3 separate regions of the Homo sapiens genome follow, and all the other regions are linked to region 3. The links are chromatin contacts, found by Hi-C or POLR2A ChIA-PET in ENCODE. All regions are on one chromosome and are shown on one strand. The core of a region is the stretch at or near the end of the contact, and the rest is flanking DNA. Distances in the headings are between cores, read along the strand shown. Region 1 holds the start of AKR1A1 (aldo-keto reductase family 1 member A1). Region 2 holds the start of NASP (nuclear autoantigenic sperm protein). Region 3 holds the start of ZSWIM5 (zinc finger SWIM-type containing 5).

What was found. A loop is a pair of places that touch in the nucleus more often than their neighbours do. ChIA-PET counts read pairs that join two places held with the same protein, here RNA polymerase II (POLR2A). Pooled maps may share reads with other maps.
Region 1: a loop to region 3 is called in a pooled map, with 7 times the contacts of the local background. The contact joins the promoter of AKR1A1 here to the promoter of ZSWIM5 in region 3. A Hi-C loop is called at or near these places in 5 of 50 pooled maps.
Region 2: a loop to region 3 is called in a map of CD8-positive, alpha-beta T cell, with 6 times the contacts of the local background. The contact joins the promoter of NASP here to the promoter of ZSWIM5 in region 3. A Hi-C loop is called at or near these places in 1 of 168 maps with a recorded cell type or tissue (CD8-positive, alpha-beta T cell) and 9 of 50 pooled maps. POLR2A ChIA-PET finds 5 or more read pairs at or near these places in 1 of 52 experiments (Panc1).

What each region holds. Positions count from the first base shown.
Region 1 is chr1:45,548,674-45,552,729 of GRCh38, reverse strand. AKR1A1 (aldo-keto reductase family 1 member A1) reads right to left here and starts at 1,904. Exons shown (of 9, transcript NM_153326.3): 1 at 1,575-1,904. RefSeq lists enhancers at 1,432-1,651, 1,882-2,111, 2,162-2,221.
Region 2 is chr1:45,582,137-45,586,760 of GRCh38, reverse strand. NASP (nuclear autoantigenic sperm protein) reads right to left here and starts at 2,720. Exons shown (of 15, transcript NM_002482.4): 1 at 2,556-2,720. The coding sequence starts at 2,614. RefSeq lists silencers at 2,025-2,324, 3,235-3,294 and enhancers at 2,825-3,134, 3,585-3,644, 4,055-4,104.
Region 3 is chr1:45,203,926-45,208,326 of GRCh38, reverse strand. ZSWIM5 (zinc finger SWIM-type containing 5) reads left to right here and starts at 1,722. Exons shown (of 14, transcript NM_020883.2): 1 at 1,722-2,571. The coding sequence starts at 1,977. RefSeq lists silencers at 1,496-1,915, 2,116-2,275, 4,244-4,401 and enhancers at 1,344-2,243, 2,244-3,144.

The DNA of each region.
Region 1 (4,056 bases), core at 655-3,154, 340 kb before region 3:
TCTCCCCTATATTCAGGATAAAGTCCAGGCTTCTCAAAACCTGGCTTCTATCTTTCTCATTTCACCACCTCCTCATGTCAGACTGTATTCCAGACTTTGAACACTCAACAGGGTCACATCACTTACCTGACTCTAGGTGTGTGCACTTTCCTTCCCCAAACCCTACCTTTGCCTGGCTAGCTGCTGCTCATCCTTCAGCTAGCACTTCACATTTCTGGCTCCTTTCCAGGTGCAGTGGCTCATACATGTAATCTCAGCACCTGGGCAGGCTGAGGCGGGAGGATCACTTGAAACCTGGGCAACAAAAGGAAACACTGTCTCTACAAAAATTTGTTTTTTTCTTTCTGAGTCTGCTTGCTAGGGGGAATTTTTTTTTTTTTATTTTAAAGATTAACTGGGCACAGTGGCATGTAGTTTATAGTCCAAAGGCTGAGGTGGCAGGATTATTTGAGCCCAGAAGTTTGAGGCTGCACTGAGCAAGGATTCCACCACTACACTCCAGCATGGGCAAAAGACCGAGAGACCCCCATCCATCTCTAAAAAGAAAATAAATAAATAAATAAATGGATGGCTACTTCCATGTACTGATAGCATGTGCACATCACTACATTTTTCTGTTTATATATAAATTTCCCCCACAAACCTGGCTACTCCTTGAGGTCTGAGCCTGTCATCTGCCTGAACCCCTCACTCCTAGAGTACCTGTCCCATACATACATACATACATACATACATACATACATACATACAATGTACACAATACACACACCACACACACACAGCTTATGGGGGAGAGATCTTGACAGGTTGAGTTTGGCCAGCTGGAAGGACATTTGAGGAAGTCGCTGCCTCTGTCACCTTCTTCCTTTACCTGTTGGAAAACCTGAAAAGAATCCTCTTGGAGAATATCAAAGCACTTTACTATACTCGGCAAAAAATCCCAGTGGACCAGATAGAATCATACTGAGATTGCTCCTGTATTAAAGATAAGGAAACAGATCTTGGAAAAGTAACAGGCCTGCAGCCCTGAGTATGAACGATCTGAAGGGGAAGAGTTAATTAACAGTAGCCTCATCCAGTGAAGGTTCAGATCTGTGTCTTACTTTAACAGAGTTCTGGGGCAACAGAATAACATGTCAGACTTTCTCAGACCCAAAGCAGGTGTCTAAGTAAGAGAATTATCCCCACTTCTCCCCACTTCTGAGAACTATCCCTGCACCTGCATAAGAAAGCCGGAGCAGCTGGAAAAAGCACATAGGTGAGCAAACAAAAAGATGGCAATTAAAACTTGCAGATCACCTAGTATGCGCTGTGCGCCTTCAAAGCTTTATCTCAATTCTTGCTACAGTTCTAATGTAGGACCTCATTTTATTGCTGAGGAAACAGGTTCAGAGAAACTGGGAAGTTAGCAAGAGATCATACAGAGAAAAAGAAGAGCTCAAATCCGAAACCAAGTCTCGTCCCCTCCAGTGCTCTGCGCTCTCCACTCAACCCCAGGGGCTTACATTTCAGTAGTAAAGAATCGAGGCCATCTCCTCCGGGAGAAAGATAGGCCAGCAGCAAGAGAAACTCACCTTGGCACAAGCACAGAGCGTGAATAGGGTACTGTGGCCTGGGCTCAGTTCTGCACCCCGCCAGAGATCCAACGATCCTCAGCTTAAGTCTGGCGGTGAGGGGGAAGTTCCACCCGGAGGGAGGGGCAGGGGCCGGGCATAAAGGATCACGCGCAGGGTGGACCGCCTTCGCCGCCTCCCGAGGAAGGACCTGAAGGGGATGGAAAACAGAGCTGGGAGGTAGTACCGTCTCCACCTCTGGATCCTCGAGGTCGAACTGGCCGGAACTTGGTCACTCACTCCGCAGCGCGGGTTTGGAGAACTCCTGGGCACAATGAGGCAGGTGGCGCTGGCCACGTGGGCGGTGCAAGGGGCGGGGCCAGCCTCGCCTTTTGCTGGCCCACATTGCACCGCGCGCCTAGGCGCCGCCGCAGGCGCTTTTCCGGGGGAAGTAAGGTAGCAGATGCCACGTTGCAGGTTCTTCTGGTGTCGGCCCTCCGGATTCACAATGCCATCCGTGGCTCCATACTCTCCCTAAAGTCAGGTTGGCTGGATTCCCAAAGTTCACCTAAGTTGGCCCCGTTACATTTAGTTCAAGCAAACTGAGGCCCAGAGAGCAGCTGCAACACCAAGATTGGCCAGAATACAGAAGACCTCGCGTCTGCAGATCCAGGCGCTGGAAAGTGCCTGGTCCCCCTGTCTGGACCATAGACCCCGCCCAGCACGTTATGTGCCAGGCACTGTGCTTAACACTTAATAAACATGGTTTTATTGAATCTTCATAATAATCCTGGAAAAGGAATATTCCTTTTTTTTTTTTTTTTTTGAGACGGAATCTCGCTCTCGCCCAGGCTGGAGTGCAGTGGCGCGATCTTGGCTCACTGCAACCTCCGCCTCCCTGGTTCAAGCAATTCTCTGCCTCAGCCTCCCGAGTAGCTGGGATTACAGGCGCCCGATACCACGCCTGGCTAATTTTTTTGTATTTTTTAGTAGAGACGGGGTTTCGCCATCTTGGCCAGGCTGGTCTTGAACTCCTGACCTCGTGATCCACCCGCCCTGGACTCCCAAAGTGCTGGGATTACAGGAGTGAGCCACTGCGCCTGGCCGAAAAGGAATATTCTTTTATTTCGTACAAGCCTTTTTAAAAATCGTAGTATAGCATATATACAGAAAATACACCAGTCTTTTTTTTTTTCTTTTTCTTTTTTTCCTATTCTACATCCAGGAAGAAAGAAAATGTATAAATCTTAAATGTATACAGTTCTTTTTTTTAAATTATTTTTTGCAATGTAACTGCCATCCAGAGGAAGATATTACCAGCACACCATAAGCCTGTGAGGAAAGTATTCATAATCCATTTTACAGATTGGACAGACTCAGCAAGGTTAAGGCTATTTATAATTTTCCCAAAGTCACACAGGTATTAATTAAATGACACATCTGCGATTTGAAATAGTCTGTGCTGTTTGAGTGGAGAGGTGTCTTGCATGTATGTGTTTTCCTTGGCAGGGATGGGCAAGACACAGGGTTATCTCGGTTTGGCTCTGCTTTTCCCCACACCTTTACTCCCTGAGAGCAACTCTTCCCATTTCCCCACCCCCGTTATCCCCCACTGTCTCCCCAACATAAGTGATGTCCTGGTGGACCAAATGTCTAATGTATCAGGCCATCCTCATAAAAACAATCAGACTTGGCCGGGTGCGGTGGCTCACGCCTGTAATTCCAGCACTCTGGGAGGCCGAGGCAGGCGGATCACCTGAGGTCAGGAGTTAGAGACCAGCCTGACCAACATGGAGAATCCCCGTCTCTATTAAAAATACAAAATTAGCCGGGCGTGGTGGCACATGCCTGTAATCCCAGCTACTCGGGAGGCTGAGGCAGGAGAATTGCTTGAACCTGGGAGGCGGAGGTTGTGGTGAGCTGAGATTGCGCCATTGCGCTCCAGCCTGGGCAACAAGAGTGAAACTCCATCTCAAAAAAAAAAAAAAAAAAAATTCAGCTAGGCGTCGTGGCGCGCACCTGTAGTCCCAGATACTCAGGACGCTGAGGCAGGAGAATCGCTTGAACCCGGGAGGCGGAGGTTTCAGTGAGCCGAGATCGAGCCACTGCACTCTAGCCTCTTGACAAAGCGAGACTGCCCCTCAAAAAAAAAAAAAAAAAAAAAAAAAAAAAAAAATTAGCTGGATGTATTGATGCGAGCCTGTAATCCCAGCTACTTGGGAGCCTGAGGCAACAGAATCACTTGAACCAGGGAGGCGGAGGTTGCAGTGAGCTGAGATCGCGCCACTGCACTCCAGCCTGTATTCAAAAAAAAATAAAATAGGCCAGGCATGGTGGCTCACGCCTGTAATCCCAGCACTTTGGGAGGCCGAGGTAGGCAGATCACCTGAGGTGAGGAGTTCGAGACCAGCCTGACCAACATGGAGAACCCCCATCTCTACTAAAAATACAAAATTAGCCAGGTGAGGTGGCACATCCCTGTAATCCCAGCTACTCAGGAGGC
Region 2 (4,624 bases), core at 1,471-3,970, 380 kb before region 3:
CCTAAAGTCTAAATTCAAGTCATTTTCTTTATCCTACCCTTAAACATGAGGACCTTATAAACTTTACCTCTAAGTGTCCCCACTAACTTACTTAACTGAGACACACTGCTTTCATGTTCTCTCACACTAATTAGATGGGGAAACGAAGAATGAAAATGAAAATGAAAATACTAGCCAGGCTTGGTGGCTCACGCCGGTAATCTCAGCACTTTGAGAGGCCCACGTGGGTGGATCCCTTGAGCCTAGGCGTTGGGAGACCAGCCTGGGCAACATGGCAAAAACTCGTCTTTACAAAATAAATACTAGAATCAGCTGGGCCTTGTGGTGTGCGCCTGCAGTCCCAGCTACTCGGGAGGCTGAGGCCGGACAATCACTTGAGGCCAGGAGGTAGGGGCTGCTGTGGGCCGAGATGGCATCACTGCACTCCAGCCTGGGTGACACACACACACACCACACACACACACACACACACACACCACACACACACACACACACACACACACACACACACACACACACACGGCACGGTAGGGGCTGCAGGGGGCCGAGATGGCATCACTGCACTCCAACCTGGGTGACAGAGACCCTGCCCCCCCACCCCCACACACCCAGCACATATAATTGCTCAGTTTTAGCTTTCAATTTATGCTGTGAGGAACTAAATGGTTTGCTTTCTTCTAGCCACATATACATAAACTTTCTCTATGTATAACCTGCCAGGAAACTAAATTCACTAATGACCTAACTCTGGCTAGACACAGGGGACCTGCAAGAGGTATTTGTTGCATACTTCTACCTCAAAAAACAAAAACAAAAACACCTGGCCCTGCGCCGTGCCTCACGCCTGTAACCTCAACACTTTGGGAGGCCAAGGCGGGAGGACTGCTTGAGTCCAAGAGTCTGAGACCAACCTGGGCAACATTAAGACCTTGTATCTACAAAAAATTGGCCAGGTGTAGTGGCACACCTGTAGTCCCAAGCTACTAGGGAAGATCAGTTGTGCCCAGGAGTTCGAGGTTGCAGTGAGCTATGATCACAACACTACACTCCAGTCTGGATGTGAGATCCAGACCCTGTCTGCAAAAACAAAACAAAAACACACAGCTGTCAGTGAAATACTGACTGCTAGAGCTGTCTAGGAAACATTATAAAAAGCAGCTCTTTTTATAATAGCTATAGCACGACTCCCAAGCCCAATCTATACTGCTTATATCGAATCAATGGGGAAAGAGGCAGGTAATGGGAGTTTGAAATTAAAATTGTATTTCCCATGAGTTCCCAAATGATTCTCAGGGTGACTTGAGAACCACTGCTCTACAAGAACGCAGAGAGAAAAGGTGGTAAGCAGAGATATACGTAAATCTCTAACTATAAACAAACAAAGACATAATCATGACAGAGTGTAAGCCTATAGAATATCAATTTAAAAAACTTCACAGCAACCATTCCTTTTACAGGGAAGGCAACTAACCTCTAAAGCGCACAAGATTAGAAAAAAAAATAGAACCAGATGCCTAAAAAAATATGGCAAGATTGGGAAATCAGACCTACTGTATGGGAAACAGCACTTGTTTCCTTGAACTCGTGTAGTGTTTCCCTCCACTGTTCAAAAAACAGATTACGCCTGAGTGGCACTGTGCCGCTTTCAAAACAATCCTATCTTGTTTCCCTCCAGTCCTTCTCCACTTCGTGCATACTACTGCCGATTCACCTAGCAACCAAACAGTGCTGGTGAGAGCTCCAGACAGCGCTTCCTGAAGACGCTTTACGTCCGGTAATGTTCCCCCCAAACAGACACCACCTCCAAAGTCTAAAGAACGACAATCCTCCCCACCACAGGCAGGGGCTCACGGAGTCGCGGGGAGCGATAACTATCTCCCAGCACAAGACGTGAGCGAGGTGTCGGGGGGAACTAGCCTCGCCGGCCCCACGGAGATAGTCCAAAGCTCCTGCTGGAGCCGCAGCGGCCCCAAACAATGGAGTTTTCCCGCCTCCTCAAGGCCCCGCCCCCTGCCCCAGGGCCGGCGAGGGAAGCGAACGCACGCGCGCAAAACCCCGCCCTCAGCAAGGCCCCGCCCACCCCGACCCCTCAGGTCCAGCCTCCTTCCTCGTGCAAGGTTTTTTTTCCCTTTTGGCGCCAAATCTTCGTTGGTTATATTCCCGGGTTATCCAGGGGTTCTACCAGAGGCACACGCTGGGGACAGAAGGGGCGTGAAGGCCAACCCGCGCGCCAGGGCCCCGCCTCCCGGCCAACCGCCCCGGGCTGGGGGAGGAAGGAGAGGGGCAGGCGAAGGATACAGCCGCCGCTGCCCCCGGCAAGATGGCGGCCGCGAAAAGCGGGGCAGGGGGCGCCAGCCGACCGCCGTTACCGCTGCTGCGCGAGGCTCTCAGCAAAAGAAGGACTGCTCCAGTGACCAGGCCTTCCCGAACAGCGACAGCTGCTCTTGGGAAGGCAAGTACTCCCGCCCACCGGTCTGCCCCTTCTCCGGAGCCCCCGTCCATTAGCCCTCCCCGCGGACTGGCCAGTGCCTTAAGCTTTCCACAGTCCCGCTTACTTGTCGGCAGAAACCAGCTCCGCGGCGACGGCGGCAGTGGCTGTGGACTCCATGGCCATCGTTCCCCTGAGGTGGCGAACCAGCGAACGGAATAGAGCCTGCGAGAAAAACAGGCAATTTGGGACGCCAGAGACTCACTCAGGGACAGAAAATGGCAGATTAGAGACCCCGCGCGGCCGGGGCCCTTTTATATACGAGGACCCTTCGCCCCGCCCATCCACTTCCGGATCCTCCCCCTCGGGTTTAAAGGGCCAGGACTCACCACCCATACCCTCCGTCCCCCGCCGGCCTACCACTATCTAGACACCTCCTGCCCTCTCCATATGGCTCCGCGGGATTGTTTCCCTCCCTAGCCCGACTTCTCCAATAAACAGCAACTTCCTGCTTCTCCAGCAAGTCGCATAAGAAGAACTGGAATCTTGACACTACAACTCCTGACAGGACGCCCCTGCGGCATCCAGAGACAGGGAAGCCAGTGCTGCTCTGCATGTTCAGGGCGAGTAGCTGAGAGTCTCCTTCCGGCCTGGATACTGAGGAAGGTGACTTAGACTTTCTCTCCGTCCTCTGAGTCGTAACGGACGGACACGCAAGGGCCGAGGACGGGTACAAGCAGCAGCGACTAGAACTGATCTGGGTGAGATCTAGGCCTCAGCAACAACTGACGCAAAAAGATTTTGTTCTAGGATTGGCTACAGCTGAAACTACCGCGCTTGATTCAAAGCTCGGGGCTTGCAGCGGGAGGCAGCTGGCTCCTCCCTCTGAACCCGCCCCCTTTGGCTGGCCCAATCCGCTGATCCCATCCTCTTAGGCCCTGCCCAGACTCCAAATCTACCAGAATTAATGCTCCCAGCGCTGTTTGTCCACTCCTGCCTATGATTTGCTGTGTGACTACTACTCGTGGGGGTACCGTGATTAGACGCTTTAAAGCTATTAGCTATCTTGTTTAATATTAACAATGCTACTAGTGAGATCAGTGTTAGTCTGTTTCTTAGAAAAATAAACCAAGGGGCCGGACGCGGTGGCTCACGCCTGTAATCCCAGCACTTTGGGAGGCCTAGGCTGGTGGATCACGAGGTCAGGAGTTCAAGACCAGCCTGGCCAAGATGGTGAGACCCCCCCGTCTCTACTAAAAAATACAAAAATTAGCCGGGCGTGGTGGCGGGCGCCTGTAATCCCAGCTACTCGGGAGGCTGAGGTAGGAGAATACTAGAACCCGGAAGGCAGAGGTTGCAGTGAGCCGAGAGCTCGCCACTGCACTCCAGCCTGGGCAACAGAGCGAAACTCCGTCTCAAAAATAAATAAATAAATAGGCCAAGGTTCCAACCTGGCCAACATGGTGAAACCCCGTCTCTACTAAAAATACGAAAATTAGCCAGGTGTGGTGGCAGGCTCCTGTAATCCCAGCTACTCGGGAGGCTAAGGCAGGAGAATCACTTGAACCCGGGAGGCAAAGGTTGCAGTGAGCCGAGATCTCGCCACTGCACTGCAGCCTGGGCAACAGAGCGAGACTCCGTCTCAAAAAAAAAAAAAAGGGGAAGCTGTGACTTGTTCAGAAAGTTGCAAGACAAATCAGTTATGGAAAGCAGTGTGCCTCATTTCCTGCAAATGGCTGAGTGAAAAATAACTGGCAGGCTAAAAAGCTGCAATTCCTCACACCTGGAGTATCATCCATTCCTTTTCACCATGGCCCAGTCTACGCTGATCGGAGTAGGGGTTTTTATTTCCCTTTAGGTTCCAGCATATTGGGAAAGATTCCTGGAGAGGATTCTTATTCCAATCTGTCAAGGCTCGAAGAGGTTGAAATCTTTGGGGCTAGAGAGCTGGACGTGAAAATGCCAATTCCTATGGCAAACATACATGGGCTCTTCCATTATTAGCTAGGTGACGTGAGCCAGGTCACGTAACCCGGATTGTAATCGAGTAGCTGGGATTAAGGTTAAGTGTAAAATGAAGACATATTAGTAGCCACCGCTTAAGGACATTGTGAGAATTACAGGTAATTAGCACTGTGTAGAATTCACGCTAAGCACTCATTGAATGGCTACCACAGTCTGATGATGTGGTAAATG
Region 3 (4,401 bases), core at 473-2,972:
GGCATGATCATAGCTTACTGTAACCTTGAACTCCTGGGCTCAATCAATCCTCCTACATCAGCCTTCAGGGTAGCTAGGACTACAGGGTGTAGGCCACTAATCCCTGCTATTTTTTATTTCTTGTGTAGAGATGGGGTCTCCAGTCTGCTCTGTTGCCCAGGCTGGTCTAGAACTCCTGGCCTCAAGGGATCCTCCACTTTGGCCTCCCAAAGCCTTGGGATTACAGGCATGCGCCACTGCATCTGGCCTAAACAGATACTTATTGAGTACCTACTACACTGAATAAGCAAACAATTTGAATTACTTCTAATTCCAGCCAGCCTGGGCAACATAGGGAGACCGCCCCTCTACAAAAATTTAGAATTAGCTGGGTGTGGTGCTGTGCATCTGTTGTCCTAGTTATTCTGGAGGCTGAGATGGAAGGATAGTTTGAGTCCAAGAGTTTGAGGTTGCAGTGATCACCCCACTGCACTCCGGGCTGGACATCAGAGTGAGATCCTGTCTCTAAAAAAACTTTTTTTAAAGTGAATTATTTCTAATTCTTACAACATTTATGTGTAGAAGCATTATTACTAGCTCCCTTTTGCAAATGATTTAATAGAATCATGAATAGCATCACACACAGCAAGTGTGATTCACACCCAATTCTGCCTGTGCTCTTTAATTCTGAGATTACAGCAAAACCAAACTGTGGCTCCAGCCTGTCTCCAATCATTTACTCTCTTCTTACTCTTATTTTATCCTACACTCTAAATCTCTCTTACTTTGAAGGGCAAACTCAACTATAGAAACTCTTTTAATACAGTTCTTGGAACGTTTTAAAGTTGTAGAGATTAGTTTGTCAGCAAATTCTGAAATAATCTGAGCTTTCTTGATCGAGCAAGAAACAGTAACTTACAATTGCGTGTTGTTTATGGAGTTAGTGATGAAGCTGCCATTCTTGAGCACCCACTATGTGCCAGGCAGAGGATAAATTATAGTGAAGGAAATAGACATGATTCTCACTCTCATGGAGTTGACAGTCAGACATTAAACAAATATATAAAAATACAACTATGTAAAGGTGTAGAAGACTGAGCCAAGTGAGGAAAACATGAAAGACCTAATTCAGATTGGAGGTAGGGGATCAGAGAATTCTACCAAAAAACACGCAAAAGTGTTTTGTATTCTAGGATGCAAGGTGCTAAACCCTCCAAAAGACCCCACCAGGATGCAACCCCCGTGGCGATAAGATCTTGATGCCCCATTGTCAAGGGGTGGTGCGACTTTGTCCCACTCTGGGGTGGGGTGACCGCCGGCTTTATCCTACATTGTTGTGGCGTGAGGTGAGTTTTCATCATCCGAACTTTCTGATGTTTTCCCCTAGTGTCTTCTTTCCCAGCGTCTTTCTGCCAGATCTTCCGCTCTGCTGTGACAACCTCCTGTCACATCAGTACCGTTGGAGCTGGATTGTTTTTTTCTCCTTGTACCCCGCGAGCCTATAACTTCACGGAGGCGGCTCCTTGGATGGCTTATGGCCCCGCCATTTCATTCAGTCACACAGTCCATTCCTGTCTGGCCGGCGGCAGGTGGGTTGGAGGTGCGCGGGCGGGCGGGCGGGCGTGCGAGAGCGTCCGGCGCTCCTCTCCCCTCCGCGGTCGCCGGATCCGCGAGAGCGCTCGGCTCGCGTTCTAGGCTGTTTGCGCCTGGAGCGCGCCGCGGGCCCGCGCTCGCTCCCGCCTGTCTTCGCGTCCGCGGCGGCCAGGACACCGCGCGCCGCCTCACGCTACCCTGCAGGCCGCCCGCGTCTGCCCTCGCGGCGCGCTCCCGGGCCCGGCCGCGGTTCCCCACTCGGGCCGGCTGGCTCGCGGGTTCTCTCGCCCCGCCCCCCTCGGCGCCACCGCTGGGCGCTTGCGCGGGGCGCGTGGCCGTGGCCAGGGTCTCCGCCGCAGCCCGAGCAGCCGCCGCCGCCTCAGTCAGTCAGTCAGTCCCCAGCAATGGCGGACGGAGGTGAGCGAGAGGAGCTGCTCTCGCCGTCACCGGTCTCTCCGGCTAAGCGGCAGTGTTCGTGGCCCAGCCCGCAGGCTCATCACCCTCGCGGTTCGCCTGGGGCAGCCGGCGGAGGGGCAGGGGGCGTCGGCAGCAGCTGCCTGGTCCTCGGGGCCCGCCCCCACCTGCAGCCGGATTCCTTACTGGACTGCGCCGCCAAGACGGTGGCGGAAAAGTGGGCATACGAACGGGTGGAGGAGCGCTTCGAGCGGATCCCGGAGCCCGTGCAGCGCCGCATCGTCTACTGGTCCTTCCCGCGGAATGAGCGGGAGATCTGCATGTACTCCAGCTTCCAGTACCGGGGCGGCCCCGGCGCCGGCGCTGCTGGCGGCGCCGCGGGGGCTTCGCCGGCCGAGGAGGGGCCGCAGCCACCCCCCGGGGCCGCCGCTCCGGCCGGCTCCGCCCCCGGGGGCGTCGCGGCTGGGGCATCCCCCGGGCTGGGCGCAGGGGCCGGCGCGGCCGGCTGCGGTGGCGAGGGGCTCCCGTTCCGCCGGGGCATCCGTCTGCTGGACAGCGGCTCCGTGGAGAACGTGCTGCAAGTCGGTATGTGCTCGTCCAGGCGTTCTCGGGTCCTCAGCCTCCTCTTCCGCGGGTGCCTCTTCTCGGCCCGAGCCCTGGGGCCGAGACCCCGGCCTTCTGCCCAACTCCTGTACCCCTGCCGAAGGACGAACAAGTCACAAAAACTTTTTTCAACCTTTCACTCAGGTCCACCACTGCTCTTTCCTCCACTGACCCTCTACCCCAATTTCTTTTTGTTTGAAGAGTGAATAGATCTCTCTTCTTCACTCTTTCTATTCCCCACACCAAGGCAAAGAGAATGGGGAGGTATGACTTTTTGGATGTAATAATTTCAGAAATGTGTTGTCCTAATTTAAGTTTGGAGAGGAGAGGATTGTTAGTAAATCTGGAACAAGCGGTTTTAGAGGGAGCGTTTGAGGGACAGACTGTCAGAGGCAATCTATAGCCCTAGCCGATTGAGTCTCGATGAAATTAACACTGGGAAAAAAGCCCCAACAAAATACTGCATGTTTCAGACAGTTTTAATTGTCTGCGTTAGGATTTTTCCCCTGGACCGGTGATGCTTGGGAATCTAGGCTGCGGACTAACAATAACCGAAGATGGAAATGTGACAGCTTCTCCTCCACACCCCCACCCAAGGAAAAAAAAAAAAAAAGCCATACAATCTGGAGTGGGGGTGGGGTCTCTCTTCCTTGTCAGACTGGGGTAAATCAAAAGCTGGTCACGCTGGGTTTTTCAAAAGCTTCTCATTTAACAAGTCCTATTTGCTTTTATCTTTTTGTTATGGAAAAATATATTATACAAATGATTTCTTCCTTTACTCCTCCGGAGCTTCTAGTCAGTTTGTTAATCTTATTAAATATATAAATACAGTGCTTCTGATTTGTGGAATGGTTAAGGAGAAGGATAAAAAAATGATTAACATTGACTTTGCTATGTGGAAAATTAAAACACGAATTTTTTTCTATTTGGATTATTATGGCATTCTGGAAGTACATATCTTTATGCGTTTTATTGTACACTATATGCTCGTATTAATTGAAGAAAATACTGATTTTTGAAAGGAGTTGAAGGGAGGTTGTTTTTAGAATTAAACAAGCACAGAAAGACACAAACCCCAGACATCTAGCTCTCCAGGTAAAACCTGGAGAAAACATTTGAAAAATGTTTTTCTTTGAATCGTGCTGTTTCATATAAAGTAATCTGCTTCTGGTTATTGAGAATCATTGATTCCTGTGTTTCTAACCAAAACAACAGCATACCACAACTTGTTTTGCAAATGTGAAATGTAAATTTATCCTGTGCCAGAATATAGTGACAGTGGCTTGAGCAAGTTTTGTTTATTTGAAAGAGGTTAGTCCTTTATTTGTGTATATTTTTGAAAGAGTGACTTGAATAAATATGTAATTAAGGTGTACAGCTTTAATACTGAAACACTGAAAACATGAAAATAAATACAATCATTTTCCTATTAGTCTGTAAATTTTAATTTTTCTGAGTTTCGATCATTTATTTAACTTTTAAGATTCTTGTTTCAAATATTTTAAATGGAAAAGGATCAATTTAAGTGGTCATTTTATAGTAAGAGATGGATGAGGAAGAATTTTCAAACTTGAGGGAACAAATAAAAGAGAGGAAGAGTTTTAAAGAGGTGTCTATTTTTAAAGTAACTAAAGTGTCACTTTCCAAATGAAATAGGATATTTTGGGTAATCTAGATCATGTTTAAATCAGATATTTCCCCTTTATAATATGAAAGTTAATGTGGTTCTGGAGTTATAGGCTCTCTTATGGTAGTTTCAGAAGACACATATAAACAAACATGTTTTCTGATTGACTTGAGAAAAGACACATA